Regions from separate parts of the Homo sapiens genome. Here region 2 is linked to region 1. Evidence: chromatin contacts called from ENCODE POLR2A ChIA-PET data. All regions are on one chromosome and are shown on one strand. Each heading gives the region's core, a stretch centred on a gene start or an enhancer-like site at or near the end of the contact. The rest is flanking DNA. Distances are from core to core; before and after follow the strand shown. Region 1 holds the start of LARP1B (La ribonucleoprotein 1B). Region 2 holds the start of PLRG1 (pleiotropic regulator 1).

Evidence for each region. ChIA-PET counts read pairs that join two places held with the same protein, here RNA polymerase II (POLR2A).
Region 2: POLR2A ChIA-PET joins it to region 1 with 12 read pairs in T-cell. The contact joins the promoter of PLRG1 here to the promoter of LARP1B in region 1. POLR2A ChIA-PET finds 5 or more read pairs at or near these places in 3 of 52 experiments (T-cell, activated T-cell and naive thymus-derived CD4-positive, alpha-beta T cell).

Annotation. Positions count from the first base shown.
Region 1 is chr4:128,057,922-128,063,726 of GRCh38, reverse strand. It overlaps LARP1B (La ribonucleoprotein 1B), which reads right to left and starts at 2,415. Exons shown (of 20, transcript NM_018078.4): 1 at 2,326-2,415. RefSeq lists enhancers at 1,333-2,191, 2,192-3,050 and a silencer at 1,509-3,008.
Region 2 is chr4:154,547,220-154,553,024 of GRCh38, reverse strand. PLRG1 (pleiotropic regulator 1) reads left to right here and starts at 2,625. Exons shown (of 15, transcript NM_002669.4): 1 at 2,625-2,725; 2 at 4,090-4,196; 3 at 5,172-5,314. The coding sequence starts at 2,717. RefSeq lists enhancers at 614-908, 2,292-2,451, 2,472-2,521.

The DNA.
Region 1 (5,805 bases), core at 1,166-3,665:
GCTCACTGCAACCTCTGCCTCCCGGGTTCAAGCGATTCTCCTGCCTCAGCCTCCCCAGTAGCCGGGATTACAGGCATGCGCCACCACGCCAGGTTAATTTTGTATTTATAGTACAGACAAGGTTTCTCCATGTTAGTCAGGATGGTCTTGAACTCCTGACCTCAGGTGATCCACCTGCCTCGGCCTCCCAAAGTGCTGGGATTACAGGCGTGAGCCACCGCGCCCGGCCAGATACTGCTTTTTGTCATGGTTTTTATTTCCATTTTAACTTTTTTTTTTTTTTTTTTTTTTTTTTTTTTGAGAGTGGGTCTCACTCTGCCGACCAGGCTGGAGTGCAGTGGCGCGATCTCGGCTCACTGCAACCTCCACCTCCCGGGTTCAAGCGATTCTCCCTGCCTCAGCCTCTCAAGTAGGTGAGATTACAGGCGCCCGCCACCACGCCTGGCTAATGATCGTATTTCTAGTAGAGACGGGGTTTCGCCATATTGGCCAGCCTGGTCTCGAACTCCTCACCTCAGGTGATCCGCCCGCCTCGGCCTCCCAAAGTGCTGGGATTACAGGCGTGAGCCACCGCGCCGGCCCATTTTTACTTTCTTAAGTTGCAGTTACTACAATCAAAATAAAGCACCGACGGCCATACAGCATTGGTCAGCATTCAAATATAGTGGCATAATCTTATCTCCTCTAAAGGGAAGGAGAGCTGACAATGTTAGAAAACCATTTACCTAACGTGCAATCCACGCTCGCATGTCAACTATCCTATTTCAATTATTTTCCAGCACACTTATAACTTAAAGCACTTTATTTTTTTTAATTATACTTAAAGTTTTAGGGTACATGTGCACAACGTGCAGGTTACACATGTATACATGTGCAGCCATGTTGGTGTGCTGCACCCATCAACTCGTCATTTAACATTAGGTATATCTCCTAATGCTATCCCTCCCCCCTCCCCCCATAAAGCACTTTAAAAACCACATTTAAAGTCTCATTTTTAATATGACTGCTCAGCAGTGTTTTGAAAACCTTTTTTCATCTTATTTCACAAAAGACTACAATCGCGCTTCCACTTACGAATAAATCCCCTTGCTCTGACTTGCTTCAATCCTTTTATGTAAAAAAAAAAAAAAAAAAGTCTACCAAAACTTTCCCATACGAAGCACTGCAGTATCTAAAGTTAGCTACTTTCCCAAGTCACTAACACTGGGGACAAAACACAATCGCAACCGCGCCAGCAGGGATGCGCCGCCAAGCTACCACCTCCGTGCCCCCATCAGGCAAGGAGAACCTGAGGTCCCACCTCTTCCTGCCGCTCCCTTCCCAGATGCCCATGTCTGTAAATAGGCAGAGTGAATGACACCTTGGAACAAATTACCTCCGACTGACAGGGAGGGGAGGCCTGCCGTTACCCGGGCCTGGTGCCCGCTACCGCCGCCACGCGCCGGCAAGTCCCGCAAGTCGCCCCTGCCCGCACCCTGCCAGTGCCCAACGCAGAGCAACCACAGACCTGCCTCCAGGGTTTCCAGCGGGGGCGGTGGCGGACCTGTCGTGTCTGGGGACAGGTGCTGGGGAGGCTTTTTGGTCCAGGGATTTCCCTTAGGCGGCAGCAGCGGCGGCTGCCGCTTTTCCGCAGGGCCAGCTGCCACCTCTTCCCGGGCGTCCTCGGCCGGCGGATCCCGCAGCAACGGCGGCAACGGCGACGGCGGCGGCGGTGGCGGTGGCGGCTCCCCGCCGAAAGGGCCCCCGGGCCCACGCGCCTTGTGCGCCAGGTGCAGCGCCAGGGGCCTCACGGGGACAGCCGCCTGGGGCACGCTGCGTCCCAGCACCAGCGCCGGCGACGGCTCTCCCCGCGCCCCAGCGCTAGTGGCGGCCGCGGCCCTCTCCTCCCTCGCCGCCTCTTTGCCCTCACATTCGGGCGGGGGCGGCTGCTCGGCCGGCCGGTTCGCCGCGGCCAACAGCGACTCCCTCTCAGCAGTCACCGCGGGCGGATCCTCCCGAGAATGGGCGGCGGGCATCGGGGCGCGAGTAGACATCGTCCCTCTGCCCCAGCCGCCCCAGCCGGGGTGGCCCCGAGGCCAGGGAACCCGACTGCCCGTCTCTCCGCCGGGACACCGGCCGGCTCCAACTGGGGACAGACAACCCGAGAGCCCGGCGGCCGTGGCCGCCGCTGCCGCCGCCCGCCGAGGCCGCGCAGCGCCCGGCGTGACGCCCCTCCCCGCACCGAACGGAGCGCCAACCGCCCGCCGGCCCCGTCCTCTCCGCGACGCACGCCCCGAGCCCGCCACCACGCGCCGGGAGCCGCAGCCGGGAGCCGCGAGCCCTCACCTGGCGCAGGGCAGCCGCGGAGGCGCAGCACGCCGAGGCCGAGGAGCTTTACCCGAGTTGGGGAGGCGCGAGCAGCCAAAGCTGGTAACTGCCCGCGGAGGCGTGGAGACGGCGAAGAGGGGCGGCCCGAGAGCACGGGGCGGGGCCTCCCTGAGGAGCGTGACGTGGCTACTCACCGGGTCCTTCTCTCGCCGGGCCTCCCGCGGGAGCTGACGGATTCGCCCGCCCGGGTGCCGCCCGGCCCGAGGGTCTGCCCCGCCCCAGCTGCCCTCCGAGTGCGAGGGAGGACGAAGGGGACGACTCCCGGCTCACTGGCTGAGGCCGCCCCGACTGCAGGCTCAGGGGCGGAGCGCGCACCAGGCCTCTGTGGCTCGCGGCTGGCTCGCGGCCTGCCCCCGCGGCGACGGCGGCCAAGGGCCTGGGCGGGCCGCGCACATGGCGCTGGGAGGACCGAGCGCTCGATTTGCCCTTAGGCCCTAAAGCTGGGTCGCAGCTAGGCTAAGGGAGGGGACGCGGTGTCGACCCCCGGCCTGGGGCAGCTCCCAAGTGAAGTGGGCTCCGCGGCCCGGCCGCTTGGCCCGCTGGCGCCCGGCGCCTCCCCCAGGTGAAAGTTGCCTCCTGGCGCCTCGGGGCACCGCGATCACCTGTAATCTTGAGCCACGTCCCAGATGAAGGGGGAGTTACCTCTCGGTAACTGTTTAGGAAACCTTTGCCCCAGCGTTCGGCTTAGTGCGCTTCCCCGCCCGCATTCCCACCCACCAACTAAAAGAGTTCTAAAGCGTTCCTGAGTAAATTAAATAGTATTTCGCCGGCTTTTAAAATTTTTTGTTACCTGTTTCTTTAATTTGGGTAAATAGCACTTAATTACAAATTAACCATATTCCCAATAGGTTTTTTCTTCCTGGAATGGATGTTAAAATGGTACAAAGACGTTTTGATAATAAATCGGATACGAGCTTTCTACTTGGCACTCACATTCACTTAGAGATGATACTCGTTTCATTTTTGAGTCAGTGTTTGTGTCCTGGTGCAAGGTGGCTGAGAGCAGGTTCCGCCGCTGATTTTTTTCCGAGCCCCCCACCAACCCCATAGCCTTGTTAAATAAATTATCTGTGCTCGCCTTATGTTTGGGCTTTCAACCCCCACCCCCCACCCCACGCCCAATAAGTCGCTTCAATTACATTCAACTTGACGTTAATATTTTTTGCTTACTCAAAAGCCGTATTCGGCACAAATAATTTTCCTAAGGCTAATAACCTATTCATACATAACAGCTATAAACAATAAGGGTTTTCTTGTTTTCCGTGTCAGTGATCTCCAGTTTGCCCAACCCTAAGCAACCTGGCGAACCTTGTTGCAATTAAAAGGGGATTGTACTTCCACCTATATTCCCATCCATCTTTACTAGCTCTGTTATTAGTGGCGCTTTGTATTTTTTATTGGTGGTGGTGATGGTGGTGGTGGTGGTGGTTTGAGACAGAGTCTCACTCTATTGCCCAGGCTGGAGTACAGTGGCGTGATCTCGGCTAACTGCAACCTCTGCCTCCCAGGCTCAAGAGATGCTCCTGCCTTAGCTTCCTGAGTAGCTGGGATTACAGGCGCGCCACTACCACCCGGCTAATTTTTGTATTTTTAGTAGAGACGGGGTTTCATCAGGTTGGCCAGGCTGGTCTTGAACTCCTGACCTCAAATGATCCACCCGCCTCGGCTTCCCAAAGTGCTGGGATTACAGGCATGAGCCACCGCGCCCGGCATTTTTTTTTTTTTAAGAGGTAGTCTCTCTCTGTCGCCCAAGCTAGAGTGCAGTGGCGCGATCGCGGCTCACTGCAACCTCTGCCTCCCGGGTTCAAGCGATTCTCATGCCTCAGCCTCCCGAGTAGCTGAGATTACAGGCGCCCACCACCACACCCGGCTAATTTTTGTATTTTTGGTAGAGACGGTGTTTCACCATGTTGGCCAGGCTGGTCTCGAACTCCTGGCCTCAAGTCATCCCCCCACCTTGGCCTCTCAAAGTGCTGGGATTACAGGCGTGAGCCACCACGCCTAGCCTCACACCTCTGTAAAGTGTCCTTTTAATAATAAACTTAAAATTCCAAAATTTGAGCGTTCCGTCTGATTTTAGTTTCATCTGACTGACCCAATTTGCTGTAATTAACCTCTATCTTGTTACTTCATTCTGCCTCTGCAGCTACGTGCCAGACTCTTCCTCTGCTTCATAGTTCAAAATTAAGGATAAAAGACTGCTTGACCCTACTTATTTTTTCCAGCCAGATTATACAATTCATTAGCCAATCTGTGGATTATCTGCCCTTGGGTAGGGTGTTCACCTGGTCTGGAAGAACAAATTATTTGGTTCAAAACACTGCCATCAGCCAGGCGAGGTGGCTCACGCCTGTAATCCCAGCACTTTGGGAGGCCAAGGCTGGCGGATCACGAGGTCAGGAGTTCCAGACTAGCCTGGCCAACACAGTGAAACCCCGTCTCTACTAAAAATACAAAAATTTAGCTGGGTGTGGTGTCGTGCTGCGATTACAGGTGCCTGCCACCACACCCAGCTAATTTTTGAATTTTTAGTAGAGAAGGGGTTTTCACCATCTTGGCCAGGCTGCTCTCAAACTCCTGACCTCAAGTGATCCACTCACCTCGGCCTCCCAAAGTGCTGGGATTACAGGCGTGAGCCACACACCCAGCCATAAATATCTTTCTTTTTTTGTTTCTTTGTTGGTTTTTTTTTTTTTTTTTTTGAGCTGGAGTCCAGGCTAGAGTGCAGTGGCATGATTTCGGCTAACTGCAACCTCTGCCTCCCAGGTTCAAGAGATTCTCCTGCCTCAGCCTCCCGAGTAGCTGGGACTACAGGCATGCGCTGCCATGCCCAGCTAAGTTTTTGTATTTTCAGTAGAGACGGAGTTTCACCTTGTTGCCCAGGCTGGTGTCGACCTCCTGAGCTCAGGTGATCTGCCCCCGCTTGGCCTCCCAAAGTGCTGGAATTACAGGCGTGAGCCACCGCGCCTGGCCTGTTGAAAGAGGCCTCTTTCTGTTGCCTCACTCTGTTGCCTAGGCTGGAGTGCAGTGGTACGATTTTGGCTCACTACAGCCTCTTCCTCCTGGGTTCAAGCGATTCTCCTGGCATGTGCCACCATGCCTGACTAATTTTTCTTTTTTTGAGATGTAGTCTCACTCTGTTGCCCAGGCTGGAGTGCGGTGGCAGGATCTTAGCTCACTGCAAGCTCCACCTCCCAGGTTCAAGCAATTCTCCTGCCTCAGCCTCCCTAGTAGCTGGGACTACAGGCATGCACCACCATGCCCAGCTAATTTTTTGTATTTTTAGTAGAGACAGGGTTTCACCATATTGACCAGGCTGGTCTTGAACTCCTCACCTCAAGTGATCCACCCTCCTCAGCCTCCCAAAGTGCTGGGATTACAGGCGTGAGCCACCGCGCCTGTCCCTAATTTTTGTGTTTTTAATAGAGACGGGGTTTC
Region 2 (5,805 bases), core at 1,376-3,875, about 26 Mb before region 1:
GTTTATAACTGATAGTACAATCTAATTATTCCCAAAGTCTTTCCAGGCATTAACAGGAAGAACAGCCCCTTCACTGTTCCTTATAGTCCCAGAAGCTTGTTTCAACTATGCTACAAGAAAGTATCTGCTAACACTACCTTAGTATTTAGGCAAATTCATAGCATTGTGCTAAACAATTAAAGACCAAAGTTTTGGAAGAAATGTCCAAGTATCATTTTTCACAGGTTTTGACCTCAGAAATTCAAATAAACAGTGATAACTCCCATGATTACTTCCTTTTGAATTAACGAACAATTTCAAATATGAAATTTAAGGGATGGACATACTGAGCCACACAACTCTAAAGAACATTGCATATAGTGTTTTTTAAAGCTTGTATATTTAACCCTCTAAGTTGAAACAGAAAAATAAATAGTAATATTTATTATTTTATAAGAATCAGAAAACACTTCCTATAAAAATATCATAAAAAGCTGATGAAAATGGCACTCAAATCTATACTCATATGACCTATCACTGTTCAAGAGCAAAGGACAATATTTGAAGGAGAATAAAAAGAGTTTCTGTATTGGTGAGTTTAAAAAATCTTGCCTAAAGAAGGAGGGCTTTCCTTAAAACTTGTATTCTTGGTTTTACACAGACATAATACTAATAATTTATATTAATAAGTTACTTGCCGTGTCTGCTTTAAGGACAGCCCTGAGGGCCCGTACAAAGAGCAGTGGTGACACCTGCTGTTCAAATAAGGCAGCTTCGGGTGTCAGCCAGGCCATGTGTGTATGACGGAGCCTTTCAGGAATCCAATTAAACTTGTGGATCCTTTCTCCAGAAAATAAAACATATTCCCATATAAATACAAAATTTTCCTACAATATACATAATTCATGAATCCCTGAACTAAATAATAGGGTCACTTGAGTTCTATATTTATCTAAAATATTGTAAACTTTCAAGGGGATGACATCATTCTATAAATTCACGACAGTGTTTTAAAAGGAGCAAATTCGAGGCAATTTACCTCAATCATTACCATGTTGTTATTGAGAAATTAAATTAATGTCTCCAGGATGATTAAATATGTAAAAAGTTAATAGATCCAACTAGACAATTAATATATTGCCATATATATTAGTCTTGCTTAGGTTTCTATGGTTTTATTGTCATTTCAAATCATGTTATTTTCTATAGTTATTATTAATAGGTGAGTATATTATTTAGTTCATCAAGTATATATTTTACAATTATGGTATTTTCTTGCAAGGAAATACCATCACCTGCCACCTTTACAGAAAAGCAATTCTTAGGCCAAACTCACAGTTAAATTCAGAGATGCTGTATCTTCAAGTAAAAACATGACCTTAAGGCAGGGCTCAGTGGCTCATGCCTGTAATCCTAGCACTTTGGGAGGCCGAGGCGGGCGGATCACCTGAGGTCAGGAGTTCAAGACCAGCCTGGCCAACATGGTGAAACGCTGTCTCTACTAAAAATACAAAAATTAGCCGGGCATGGTGGCGGGCGCCTGTAATCCCAGCTACTCCAGAGGCTGAGGCAGGAGAATAGCTTGAACCTGGGATGCTGAGGTTGCAGTGAGCCAAGATCGCGCCATGGCACTCCAGCCTGGGCGACAAGAGCGAAACTCTGTCTCAAACAAAAACCCATGACCTTAATGTTTTTAATGAATTTCCAAGTAAGGTTGATTTATATTGCTATTCTTTTGCTAGATTTTTTCCCCCTCTCAAAGTGTAAGCAGTATGCTCTCAGGACAGGATTAGTGAAACTGAAACAGGGCCAGTAAAATGTTTGTCTATTTAAGTTTGTAAATGCCTAAGTCCATCCATTTTTTTTTTTACATAGAAAAATAATTGGGTAGGGTTGATCACAAACCACAGATTTTACCAGGGTAGAAAGCAAAAATACCAATACTTGGCACAAGGATATGTATAAATAAAAATGGCTAAAGTCTCCAATTGTGTCTTCTACCAGCTTTGAAAAGCTGTACCCTGGCATTGTTGAAGCCACAATAATCAGCAGGCAACTAGGAAATGGACAAGAGCTATGCAGTTTTGAGAAATTAAAAAAAAAAATCTATTAGCAGAAAATAAATATGGGGTTTTGTTATAACTACATGTCAAAATTTTCCAAATTAAAACAGCTATTCCTCAACGTTCACTTAACAAGTGTTTACTGGACTGTTTAAGCGAAATTGTTTTCAGGTGTTAAGCCTACAAGTGTCCAAGTGCTTCTCGCCAGGATTAGAACCAGGAGACACAAAGCACGCAGGCGACCTCCAAAGAGATCAAGGTAGTGGAAATGCCTTAGATAGAGCCCACGGGAGTTTGCTCTCCAGACGCTTAGGTTCTCTGAATAAAAAGCGTTAAGCTTCCGGGGAATACAGCACGAACAACCAGGACCCCAACTAAGGCAGAAAACATAATTCTAAGATTTCTTCAGAGGGACGAGTGAAACCCTCCACCCAGGCCCTTCCAGGAGTCTCCGGCTTTCAGCCTCGAGACTCCGCCCTAGAGGCGGTCCCGAGGAGGGAGACCCGCCTCCTGATCCTAGATGGCCGAGGGAGACTAGCGCGCGTGCGCAGAGCTTGCATCACATCCGCCGCCTGGGCGCCCAATTCCGGAAGGTGCTGCACAGCTGTGGCGGCGGGTACTGCGTTAGTGATTAGAGTTTCTTCCCTGCCGGAGGTGGGATACACGGTAGCATCATGGTCGAGGTAAAGTGACACTGGGGCTCTCAAGAGTCGTTTGTCTCTGGACTGTTTTTTTTGGCAGTGCGCGTGGGGGATTGAGAGTACTTGGAGTCCAGAGAGAAAAGAGGCTACGAGGGGAGCTATTTGGCCAAGGCCGAGTGGTCTCTTCTTCGGGTTTTCGGGGAAGGGGTAGAAGCCGGATGAGAACCCGAGTCGGAGGTTCAGCCTGGGCGCGAAGCCTGAGATAATTCGTCCAGTCCTCGTTTGACTCTTGGGAGCTGGAAAGTGTCCTCGGAGGCGGGGCCTCTGTTGGTGATCGACCACTGGTACTTGCCGCCCTCGGGGCAGTGTCAGTGAGTCTGTGCCCTAAAAGATTGGTAGTCTTCTCTATCTTGCGTTCAGGTCGTCTCTTATTTCACCTCTACCCCCAGAAAAACTTGCCGTTCTTTACATCTTTCCCTGGCATGAACAGCCAACGCTGTTAGCTGGTCTTGTCCATCTTACCCCACATGTTTATTGATTCCATTCACTCTTCTCCATATCCGCTGCAGTCCACCTTAATTGAGACCAACATCATCTTTCACCTGGACTGGTGCATTAGCTCCCCGTTGGTTGGTTTCCTTGCTTCCATTTTGTTCTATAAGTTGTTCTGTTTAAAACGTAAGTTGTTCATACCTTTCTTGTTTAAAACCCTTTACTGACCCTATGTTGCTAGAACAAAATATAGGCTGTTGTAATAGTCTAAAAGACCTTACCTAATCTGGACCTTGTCTACCCTTGCAGCTACAAAGCACCATCTCATCCTCCATACACAGCTGTACTGCGCTCCTTGTATTATTTCAGTTAACTGAACTTTTTTTTACATGACATTTCCATCAGCCTGGTTCGTTCTTACCTCTGTTTTGTGCAAGGCTAACTCCCTTTCTGCTTAAATATCACCTTAGTGAAATCTTTCACAATTATACTTAGTCCTTCATTCCCTGACTCAGCGCCTTGCTTGTTGCCTTCATAGCACTTATCAAAATGTGGAATTATTTTACTTTTTATTTGTCTGTTTCCTCTTGAGCACAGGGACCATGACCACCTTTTTATCATTCTATTGTGAGATTCTAGCACAATACCTGCCAGACACACAGTAGGAGCTCAGTAAATATTTATTGAGTAAGTTAAACTCCGGCATCACTCAGTTGCTAAACCTGAGGTTCTAGCCAAAGAGGAGCTTCCTCCTCTTCTCTGAACTTGACTCCTGTAGCTTGCAACAAGTAGCTATGGTGAGTGGTATAAAGCTTTTTACATATTTAAACACGTGAAGTGTATAATCAATCTGACTTTAGGTTATGATTTGTGTAATTTGTAGATAGGTGTGTAATTACATTCTTTTTTTTTAGGAGGTACAGAAACATTCTGTACACACCCTTGTGTTCAGGTCGTTGAAGAGGACCCATGACATGTTTGTAGCTGATAATGGAAAACCTGTGCCTTTAGATGAAGAGAGGTTGGTGTAGTTTTTTTTTTTCAATTGCTAAAATACTTAACATTCTAATACTAGGGGAAGAGAGCAGGGAGAGGGAGTCCTTTAAAGATAAGCTAGTCATGGGCTAATTATTCAATAATGAGTGGTGTTTTGGCATAATTTAAGCTGATTTAACTTTTTTTTTTGGCCTTTTACAGTAAAAGTTCCATTAATTAATTGCATTTTACAAATACCCAGTAATTAAGAGAGTCCCTTTTAGGTATTTTATTTTATAATCAATCACTTTGTATGTGCTTTCAGCTTCCCGCTGCTCTCAGAGCCTTGCTGAGCTGAAATTGTACCTGGCTAGTACCTCTACTCCCATCTTTTCTCGTTAGTATGATGAAGATTTTTGAGTGGTGGCATATTTTTGGTTCTACATATCCAGCTCCAGTCTGGGAATGCATTATGTGCAGTGTTCCTTCTTTGTCCTTTACCTTTTTAAAATCTACTTAACTCCTCAAACAAGCATTTATATTTAATTTATAAAGTAGACTATTTTTAAAAGTAATATAAATGCATTTCTTTTTAAGATATTGAACCAATTAAGTACTTTGATTAGTTCTAACTAACCTGTTTGGATACATCTAGTAAAGGTTGCTATAGAGTTTTTACTATATTTATATTTTGAAGGAAAGTATATTGACTTTGAGGTTTCTTAAAGGGTATGTTAGTTTCTGTATATCTTTCAGTCAGACCCTTGACAATTTATCATAAAAGGTTTTCTATTTATTAGGTAACAAACTAAAATATTACGTAGGTTTAATGAATGCTGTGTGGTCGAATGTAAGCAAAAGAACAGATATGGTGGGGAAATGCCCTTGGAAATTTTTGATTCTTTTAAATACTACTTAAAATCATACTAGAAACTTTTTCTACGTGAATGGGCAAACTTAAGCTAAGTGTTTGTTTTAAAGTATTTATGGATACGTTCTTATGTTTATAATTTCTAAATAGTCACAAACGAAAAATGGCAATCAAGCTTCGTAATGAGTATGGTCCTGTGTTGCATATGCCTACTTCAAAAGAAAATCTTAAAGAGAAGGGTCCTCAGAATGCAACGGATTCATATGTTCATAAACAGTACCCTGCCAATCAAGGTGAGTATGGTATTATCAGAAATGTCAGACTTATATGTGAATTTTAAAAACAGAAAAATAAAATATGTTATTTTTGCCCCTCCTGGCAGGACTTATTGTGGTCGTACAGTATTTAATGGCCGTACCTGTATTATAATGGAAGTTTTGATCCTCATGGGAATACTGTTGATGACTTTTTTCTTATAGGAAATAAAAATGGTAGTATAATGATGGCAGAGATTCTTAGAGTGTGGAGAAGGTCACAGTAGAGATTAAAGGAAAAAATTGGAGAATATTCTTAACCTGTGAGGACACCATCTATCTTGTCTGTAATTCAGAAAGATGAAATTAAATACTGAAATCTTAATAAGTAAAGAGAATTCAAGATTCCACAGGAAACCATTTGCTTGGAAGAAATACCAGAGTGGATTGTCACTTGATAGGAGGGCTTCTTTGTATACCATTGCTATATAGCAAATGGTCAAGGACATGGTTTACAGAGATCAAAGCAA